2 separate regions of the Mus musculus genome follow, and region 1 is linked to region 2. The links are chromatin loops, found by intact Hi-C in ENCODE. Cell type or tissue: left cerebral cortex. All regions are shown on one strand.

What was found. Peaks named below come from ENCODE experiments on the same cell type or tissue, not always from the same donor. Only the 100,000 strongest peaks of a DNase experiment are listed, where the experiment ranks them.
Region 1: a loop joins it to region 2, with 2.1 times the contacts of the local background. A loop is called at or near these places in 3 of 42 quality-filtered maps.

What each region holds. Positions count from the first base shown.
Region 1 is chr3:95,784,369-95,789,368 of GRCm38, forward strand. Rprd2 (regulation of nuclear pre-mRNA domain containing 2) reads right to left here. Exons shown (of 11, transcript NM_001368178.1): 3 at 2,916-3,016; 4 at 1,952-2,029; 5 at 686-738. Among named protein-coding and RNA genes, the nearest start is that of Gm26361, 10 kb to the right of the region's middle. In left cerebral cortex, no CTCF peak of the experiment used is centred here; a DNase peak (open chromatin) is centred at 2,704.
Region 2 is chr3:95,346,895-95,351,894 of GRCm38, forward strand. Setdb1 (SET domain, bifurcated 1) reads right to left here. Exons shown (of 22, transcript NM_018877.3): 4 at 2,945-2,979; 5 at 1,102-1,201; 6 at 102-227. Among named protein-coding and RNA genes, the nearest start is that of Setdb1, 7.8 kb to the right of the region's middle. In left cerebral cortex, CTCF peaks have their summits at 1,561, 1,761, 2,773 (motif pointing right) and 3,707 (motif pointing right); a DNase peak (open chromatin) is centred at 2,790.

The DNA of each region.
Region 1 (5,000 bases), 440 kb after region 2:
TCATAGGATTACATATTCTCCCCCCCTGGATACATCAGACTAATGACTAGCAAAGCCTTTAAGGGGAAAACAGAAATTGATCTTTAATTCTCATGTCAAACCATACTCTTAGCTATACACTTTTAGGTTCTGGAAGATAGGATCTTACTACATAACCCTGAAACTTGCTCCATAGACCAGGCTGGTCTCAAATGTGTTCCTGCCTCCTGAGTGACAGCATAAGCCTTTCACCACCACAATCAACAAGTTATATACTTTTTTCATCTATGCAGCACATGGGTGCCATAGTGTATGTGTAGAGGTCTGCTGACAACTCCTGCAGGAATCAACTCTCTCCTTTCATGTGTGTTTCAGGAAGCAAATTCAGGTTAGCAGGTTGGTGGCCCTCCCCAGTCCCTAATTATTCAAACTAATTTACAGATATAAGATTAACACTGTAATAAATCCTAACACCCTCCTGACATTTAAAAAGGAGGCTTCCAGATATCAGAACTGCGCACAGAGCGAAGCCAGCAGCAGAGGTGCTGCCAGGCTGTCTCTCCATTAGGAAAGTGGGTAAACTCTAGGCCAACTATTTCTGTTCTGGATTCCCAATGTACACCAGAGCAGAAATGAGTGTAACAGGGACCTGGCTTCAGAGGTGAGTAAATCATCTTTGGCATACTTAGCATATTCTGTAACTTACTCGAAACTCAGCAACAATCTTAGATTTGAGAGCAGCTTTTGGATTCGTGGATGCTGTTGAATGAAATTAAAATTCATTAAGAATACAGCACAAGGACTTAAGCAAATCCAGGAGAACTGAAATGTAGAGTGAAGGGTATACTCTGCAAACATACAGCAGCCATGCATACATAGTCATAATAAAATCCTGCAGGAAATTAACTATGAAATCTAACACTCCTAAATATGGCCAGTAGAAAAATAAACTACTTAGATAAGTCTAACCAACTTACCTCCAACGGACTGAGACCGAGGTAGGTACATGAAGCACCTTCTCCTAGTCTCATCAAGGGTAAGGAAATCTCAGTATCTCAGTGTAAGAGTGTTCAGGAACAAGGCAGCCAATTAATCCTGAGTACTGGCTGGAGAAGATCCTCTACAAATACCAATTCCCATCTGGTTCAATTTGGATTATATTTTAGCTGACTCAGTTCATAGCAACAAAGGTCTAAACGCATTATCACTGTGATTGAACTTTGGCCAAACTGATGGGTCCTGTTGTTCCTAAGCATGCAATGTATGACAAAAGGATGCCAGAGGACTCCCTTAACCATGGTGAGAATCACATGCTTGACGGAGCAAACATCCCAACTCTCTTGTGTCACCTCCCAATTCTCCACTGTCTTTCACCTTCATCCCTCCAAACCTTCCAGTTTCTCCACATTCCTCAGTTTGCCCACAACAGTCTATCGCATGCAGCATTCCGCTCCCTTGATATCATGCTGGGCAAATGGGACAAACACAACAGGAGCTCCAGATAGAGAATGTTTCTGGCCAAAATTGGAGGCCCATGTCTAATGTGGTAGTGTCCCCAAATCTGCAGGCTTTCATGGCTCCCAGAGAAACGCTTCTTAATGCCTAGTCTCCTCTTCCGCTCTGTGGTGCAATGCCAGCTGCCTCTAATTTCACAAATCTTTGAATGTGGGAATTGCCTGGGTACTAGGAAGTATTTTTTTTTCTTCTTTCAATACCCCAACTACTCCTGGATCTTCACTCAATTAAACCCTTTTCTGTATTTCCTTTAATAGTAGTTTTTTTTTTTTTTTTTTTTTAAAAAAAGAAGTAACTTCATGCTGGCTTGATTAGTCTAAGTCACTGGGAGCCTCCCAGGCCTGGGAAACACAAGCTTGCCCATGGTTTAGGCCAGGTACGATGTCAAATGGTCTACATTTTCTTCTGCTCCAAAAGGAGGAGGTAATTTTATGTTAGTTGAGATTTTGTTCCTTACTTTGTGATTTCTTCCACTGCTTATTCGGTTGTTTGTTCAGATTTTCTTTCAGCTGCTTCTGAGTTTTGAAAGTGGTACCTGGAAAACATTGCAGTTTTTGCAGTCTGGCATTATGGGAAGCTGCTCTGTCCACTTCAGTGCCAAAGTTGTAGCATGAAAAAATGCAATCCGTGACTCTGTAGTTTCTTTCATTTCTTTTCTTTCAGTTTTATAAAAACAAAAAACAAAACCAGAAAACACCCACCAAATCTAAGAAGCTATTAAATAAATATAAAAAATATAATTAATGAAACCTCCAACTCTGAAAAAAAAAAGGTCATATTCTAAAAATAAGTTACTTTTGAATAGAACACAAATTCATATGAAGGATTTAACAGCTTCTTAGAAGGTGTGCTTTTAAAACCAAATTCCTGGTGATGGCTTGATAATGGTCACAGTAACAATTATTATCAACTTCTATTTGGTGATTTAATTACTTAAATCTTATATGTAAGAACTAATTTACTTCCACACATACAAACACACATGCACACAAACCCAAGAATAGATATATAACTTACTGCAACTCTAAGTCAAATGGAGATTAGAGTCTACTCAAGCATGCTCACCATCAACTTAAAAGCTATGAAAATATGCCCAATCTTTCTCCAACAGTAAGCAGACAGAGCAGAATTTATTACACATAACCAATGAATACTTTGAAATACTTAACGAAAGCAAATACAGGAAGAGCCAGATGGGCATCCTCACTTAACATGTTTGCTTTAGCCAGCAGAGACAAAGATCCAACTCCCTGCACCATCCAGTTCTATTTTGAGTGCAAACATTCATACATTTATGTATTCAATTCTAAACAAGTCAATGCAGATTCTTCCACTCCCTTTAGTGTTATACAACAGAAAGGTCTATAAGTATAGACAGAACTGTAAAGACTGACTTAAATTCTTTTAGGAAAGGAACTTACTTAAAGCTTCTCTCAATGCCACAATCATGTCTTCTGGGTACACATTTCGATCTTCCCAGATTTTAAAGATTCGTTCTATAGACTTAGAGACGGATGGATCCCTGGAAGAAAAGCAAAATGTAAAAATGTTGACTTATGGGCTGGGTATGGTAGCACAAGCCTTTGTTTAATCCCAGCACATGGGAGGCAGAGGCAGGTGGATCTCTGTGAGTTCAGTATGGTCTACAAAGCAAATTCCAGGATAGCCAGGACTGATACAAAGACTCAGAAATCAAACACAACACAAAAAGTTGACTTATCCTCAAACTAGAGATTTGTTACATACTCAACAACTTACTATCACCCAAATTTCTTCTGTGTTACATATATTTTTAGTTATGAAAAACGATCTATTTATTTACTTTATGTGTTTTGTCTGCACACATACACACATTGTCACGTATGTGTCCAGTACCCAAGGAGGTCAGAAGAGGGTGATGGATGTCCCAGAACTGGGACTAGGGAAGGTTTTGAGTGTCCTATGGGCACTGGGAACCAAACCTGGGTCCTCTGGAAGATCAGCAAGTACTGAGCCAACTCTCTCGCTTTGTATAGATCTTTAAATAATTTTTCATGCATTATTTATAAGGAAAATGTCCTTATTTAATACTTTTATCAAAGACAAAAATAAGGCTACAGATATATAATAAACTTTGTGATGCTTATGAAATTCAAAGGTCTAGTCAATGGACACCATATCCCCCCGCCGGCAATCCCCCGAGTTTACTCTCCCCTCTCCTTTCCTTTCCTTTTTTCTTTTTCGAGACAAGGTCTCACTCTGTAATCCTGGCTGCTCTGGAACTCACTCTGTACATCAGGCTGTCCTGACAAACACTTTACTTGCCTTTGCCTCCCAACTGTTGTAATTATGTTTGGCATTAAAAGAAATTTAAATCAGGGGTGGGATGGTGGTGGTGCACACCTTTAGTCCCAATGCTTGGGAGGCAGAGGGAAGTGGATCTCTGAGTTCCAGATCATCCTGGTCTAAAGAGATAGTTCCAGGACAAGCAAAGCTATACAGAAAATCCTGCCTTGAAAATTCAAAATAAATAAACCAACCAACCAACCAACAAGTAAAATTTTTAAAATAAATTTTAAGGAAGATTTTGGTCAAAAAACTGAGAGCTTAGTTCTTTCCCTGGAACCCACATGGTGAAATGAGAGAACTAACTCCTGAAAGCTGTCCTCATGAGCTCCATATGCATGCTGTGGTATGGGCACACATACACTAAGTAAATGTAATAACAGATGCGCTGGCGAGCTAACTCAGCAGTTACAAGTACTCACTGTCCTTGCAGAAGACCCACATGGGGCTTACAACTGTCTGTAATTCCCGTCCTAGAGGATCTAGTCTCCACTGACACAAGTCATGCATGTGGTCTGTGTACACACACACACACACACACACACACACACACACACACACACACACACATGTATAGGCATACAATCATACACATAAAAATTTAGCCGGGCAATGGTGGCGCACGCCTTTAATCCCATCACTTGGGAGGCAGAGGCAGGTGGATTTCTGAGTTCGAGGCCAGCCTGGTCTACAGAGTGAGTTCCAGGACAGCCAGGGCTACACAGAGAGACCCTGTCTCCAAAAAATCATAAATAAATAAATAAATAAATAAATAAATAATTAAAAAAATTAGCAAATCAAAACAAAGAACAGAGAGCTGGGAAATTTCATAGTGACACAGCACTGGCCTACCAAGTATCCATACACAAGGCCCGGTTTTACATCTTCAACACCAAAACATGAATACAAAAACCAAAATAACTGCACTAGGACGAAGAAACACTAAGGTTTTCTTCCTTAAGGTTTCCTGAGCACTAACCATGAATCAGCTCCACCCTACAACACTAACTCTGAGAAACGGATGCCAGCCTCTCACTCACAGGTAGGCATGCACACACACACAAAAGAAAGGCCAATAAATCTAAAGAGAACACCTCAACACAGGAAAACAAAACAAAACAAAACAAAGAAAACAAACAAGTCAATGAGCTGGGCATGGTGGAAAGAAAAGAAAAAGGAGG
Region 2 (5,000 bases):
CAACATAGAAGACAAAAGAAAAGGCTTTGGAAAAACAGTCAGCAATGGATGCCCTACAGGTTACCTTTGCTCAGTCCTTCCTCCAGCCTGAACACACATACCAACAGTCTGGATGGCAATAAGGGTGCCTTTGTGCCATGTCTTAGTCCTCTTCTTGCCCAGAATCCGCATGCTGACTATCAGGTCCCCATCTTTGCTCAGTTCTCCAGACACCTGACCCAAGGTTCCTATAAACAAGAGTTGTTATAAAGAGTGATTTGAGTGGTTGGATGGAGAAAGGTAAGGTCAAGAGGACAGTAAGGTAGGATGGGCTGTAGCTCAGCTGCTGGACTGCCTGCCTAGCAAGCACAATGCCCTGGATTTGAACCTCAGCACTGCATACACCTGGCATAATAGCTCATGCCTGTAATCTCAAGTTCTCAGAGAAGACAAGAGGATCAAAAGTTTACAGTCATCCTCAGTAACACAGAAAATTCAAGGCCAGCCTAGGATATAGAAGATACTATCTCAAAAACAGAAGGTGGTGTAGAAACAGAGGAAACTGAAATTCTGTGACCATTAGCAACTCTTGCTAAACTCTTGGATAGAGGCAGAAGCACAAGACAATCCACTGTTTATGCTAACAGGAGAAATGAATACAGAACTTTAGCACATTTCTAACTCCTTTGGCATAGTCTACCAGCCTATGCCACGAACGACTATCGACAACTCCTTATTGACAGCAACAGTATCAACAGTTAACAGCCTGAGCCACCGCATCAATCAATAACTCTCAGACTGACTGTGGACATAAAATTAATGTTAAAAAGAGACTGACAAGTCAGAGCCGGGCGGTGGTGGCACAGGCCTTTAATCCCAACACTTGGGAGGTAGAGGCAGGCAGATTTCTGAGTTCAAGGCCAGCCTGGTCTACAGAGTGAGTTCCAGGACAGCCAGGACTATACAGAGAAATCCTGCCTCGAAAAACAAACAAACAAAAACCCACCACCAACAAAAAAAGAGACTGACAAGTCAAACAGCATTCTGAGATGGAAAGCTGACTGTCAGTAACATTCCAGAAAGAACTCACCTCTCACCTATGCAGGCACTTCTCACACTAACCTTTATGTAGATCTTGAGAACTGCTTTTCTTGTTGACAGCATCCATGAACTTCTGGACATCTTGAGCTGATTTTCTTAAGGCAGCCATAGCTTCACGAAGCTGTAGGAAAATAGAAGGGAAAAAAACCCTGAGTATTATGAGTTAGACAGCTCTTGTCTAACATGCATAGGGACCCATGGTTTAGATCCCAATGCTGCAAATAAGTAAAGCCAAAACAAATCAACAATAACAACAAAACACGATAAAGAACACTGCCTGTGAAGAACTTGTCTTCAATAATTAAAATAGATTCAACTGTATTAAAAGGCCAGACAGAGGCAACTTCTCAATTTTTCTGCATTCTTGCAATATCTACAAGATGACTGTAATGAATGGGACTTATTATATGGTGAATACATTGAAACTAAACTGAATGTATGCTTAGGCTAAAATTCATTACTACTTTCTTTTTTTTTTTAAAGATTTATTTATTTATTATATGTAAGTACACTGTAGCTGTCTTCAGACACTCCAGAAGAGGGCGCCAGATCTCATTATGGATGGTTGTGAGCCATCATGTGGTTGCCGGGAATTGAACTCAGGACCTTCGGAAGAGCAGTCAGTGCTCTTAACCGCTGAGCCATCTCTCCAGGCCCTCATTACTACTTTCAAAAGCTTTTTCATTATATGCACATTGATGTTCATCTGCATATAGTCTATATGAGAGTGCTGGATACGCTGAAACTGGAGTCACACAGTTGTGAGCTGCCATGTGGGTGCTGGGAATTGAACCTTAGTCTCTGGAAGATCAGCCAGTGCTTATCTTAACCATGGAGCCATCTCTCCAGCACTGTTGTTTTTTGTTTTAAAGACAGGGTTATCTATATTCCAAGCCTTCAAAGGTATGAAGCCGAGGATGAGCCTGAACTTCTGATCTTTCTGCCTCCATCTCTTCTGAGTGCTGGGATAACAGGCATGCATCACCAGAAAACCTCTGGTATAGTGGTGAACTAAGCCCAAAGATTGCTGAATGCTAGGTAAACACCCCAAATGACCAACATTGATAGTCCATCAAATTCATTCACATATGTGTATGTATATGTGTATTCACATATATGTATATGTATGTGTGTGTATGAAACAACTGAAATTCATATGTGCCTGATGAAGTCAGGACATTAGATCCTCTGAAAGTGAACTTATGGAAGGTTATCAGTCACCATTTGGGTGTTGAGAACTGAACCCAGGTTCTTTTTAAGAGCAGTGAGTGCTCCTAAACACAGAACTACCATTCTAGCCACATATTATTATTATGAAGGTTTTGGAGACAGTTTCACTTGTAGCTCTAACTAGCCTAAAACTCCGTGTAACCCACGCTGGCCTCAAGTTCATTAAGATCCACTTGCCCCTGACTTCTCAGTGCTGAGGTTAAAGGTGTGTACTAGCATGCTCGGCTATATTATTTCTAGTTGTTATTATTATTTGGTTTTTTGAGACAAGGTCTCTCTACATGGACCTGGCTGTCCTGGAATTTACCATATACAACAGGCTGACCTTGAACTCACAGAGATCCACCTGCCTTTCCTTCCCTGGTACTAGGATTCAAGGTGTGTGCTACCAGACCTGGCTTTAACTATGTCTGATTTCTGCTTACCCATGTAAGTGAATGCCAATTGTATGTAGGTGCCTCTAGAATCCAGAAGAGGGCACTAGATACCTTGGAGATACAGGCAGCTGAAAGACTCTCAACATGGGTGCTGGAACAGAACTCAAGTCTTCTAGAAGAGCAGCATGCTCTCCTTAACTCTACCTATCCCTCCAGCCCAATTTCATGATTAACTTCCTATACCCAACCCAACTCACCTTCTGGTCTTTTGGAGTTCTGCTCCCAGCATCACCTATGAAAGAAAAGAACTTCAGTGAAAAAAAAGCTGGGCATATGAACCTAGCTACCTGAGAGACTGAGGCAGGAACATGGCACCTTCAAGACATGCTGTATCTAGAGAACAAGAGCTAGGCCTGCCTGAGCAATTTAGACCCTGTCTCAAAATAAAAAGCAAAGTAGGGCAAGAGGAGCACCATATGTTAAGGTTAGCCCGGTTTAAAGTTAAGCTGATAGCTAAGCAAGAATGCATAAGAGTCAAAATACAGAAACCAGGGACTCAAGTCAAGGATCAGAGTTCAGACGGAGTAGCTCTATTGCAGAGGATCTGGGTTTGGTTTCTAGTACACACACTGGCAGCTCACAAGCACATTCACTACACCTCAGTGGATCTGGTGCACTCTTCTAAGCTCTGAGACCAGTTATACTCACACAAACACTCCCCCACAGACAGATTTTGTTTTTTTTTTTAAAGATTTACTTATTTATTTTATGTATATGAGTACACTGTAGCTGTACAGATGGCTGTAAGCCTTCATGTGGTTGTTGGGAATTGAATTTAGGACCTCTGCTCACTCAGGTCCGTTCCGCTCGTGCTGGTCAACTCCACTCAGGTCCACTCGGTCAGGTGCACTCTGCTCATTCAGTCCCTGCTTGCTCTGGCTCAAAGATTTACTTATTTATTATAAATAAGCACACTGTAGCTGTCTGTAGACGCACCAGAAGAGGGCATCAGATCTCATTATGGGTGGTTGTGAGCCACCATGTGGTTGCTGGGATTTGAACTCAAGACCTTTGGAAGAGTAGTCAGTGCTTTTACTCACTAAGCCATCTCACCAGCCCCAGATAATGTTTTTTTATACATTAAAAAATAATAAAAATAAATCTTAAAAGAGGAAAACAACTTTTAAACCCCAAAACCAAACAAATAAGTATAAAGTTGGTGGGGGCACATTTACTGGTAACATGTATGAGTCCCTAGGTTCAATTCCCAGTACTGGAAAAGGAAGGTACTGAAACGGTTACTAAAAGGGGTCTGGAGATGAAAATCAGTAAATGCCTGCCAGTGTTTACCTCTGGATAAGTACTGAGACAGGTGGTAGTTTATCACACTTAAGGCAATTGTCATCGATTTGAAATTTGTAAAAATAATTTAATTATTCAACTTAAAATGAAACAAGGTGCTGGGCAGTGGTGGCGCATGCCTTTAATCCCAGCATTTGGGAGGCAAAGGCAGGCGGATCTCTGAGTTCGAGGCCAGCCTGGTCTACTGGTCTACAGAGTGAGTTCCAGGACAGCCAGAGCTATACAGAGAAACCCTGTCTTGAAAAACAAAACAAAACAAAACAAAAACAAAAACAAAAACAAAATGAAACAAGGCTACTAAACTTGAGCAAATGCTTATTTTCCAGAAGCATGGTGCAACAAAACTATCAATAACTACAGAAACATGGAGATTATATATATGTATATATATGTGTGTATGTGTGTGTGTGTATATATATATTTTTTTTCTTTTTGGTTTTTTGAGACAGGGTTTCTCTGTATAGCCCTGGCTGTCCTGGAACTCACTCTGTAGACCAGGCTGGCCTCAAGCTCAGAAATCCTCCTGCCTCTGCCTCCCAAGTGCTGGGATTAAAGGTGTGTGCCACCACTGCCCAGGCTATAGTTATTTTATCTTAGGAAATCATTCAAAAATTCACTTATTCTTAAAAGTTCTTATTAAGGTGCATGTAGTTCAGTGAAATGTAATCCACTGATTAGACTGTGAAACTATCACGGTACACCTACTTTCAGAACATTTTCATTAGTCCAAAACGAAACTCCATGATCATTACCCAATATTCCATTTCCCCCACTTAGGGAAGCAATGTTGGGAAAGATTGTCTTCTAGACTTGATAGGGCCCTTGGACTCTTCAACTCCCAGCCACACTGGTTATCAGCCCTTAAGACTTGTACAAGAACAAGTCAGTCGGGCTGGCAAGATGGCTCAGTGGCTAAGAGCGCCGACTGCTCTTCCAAAGGTCCCGAGTTCA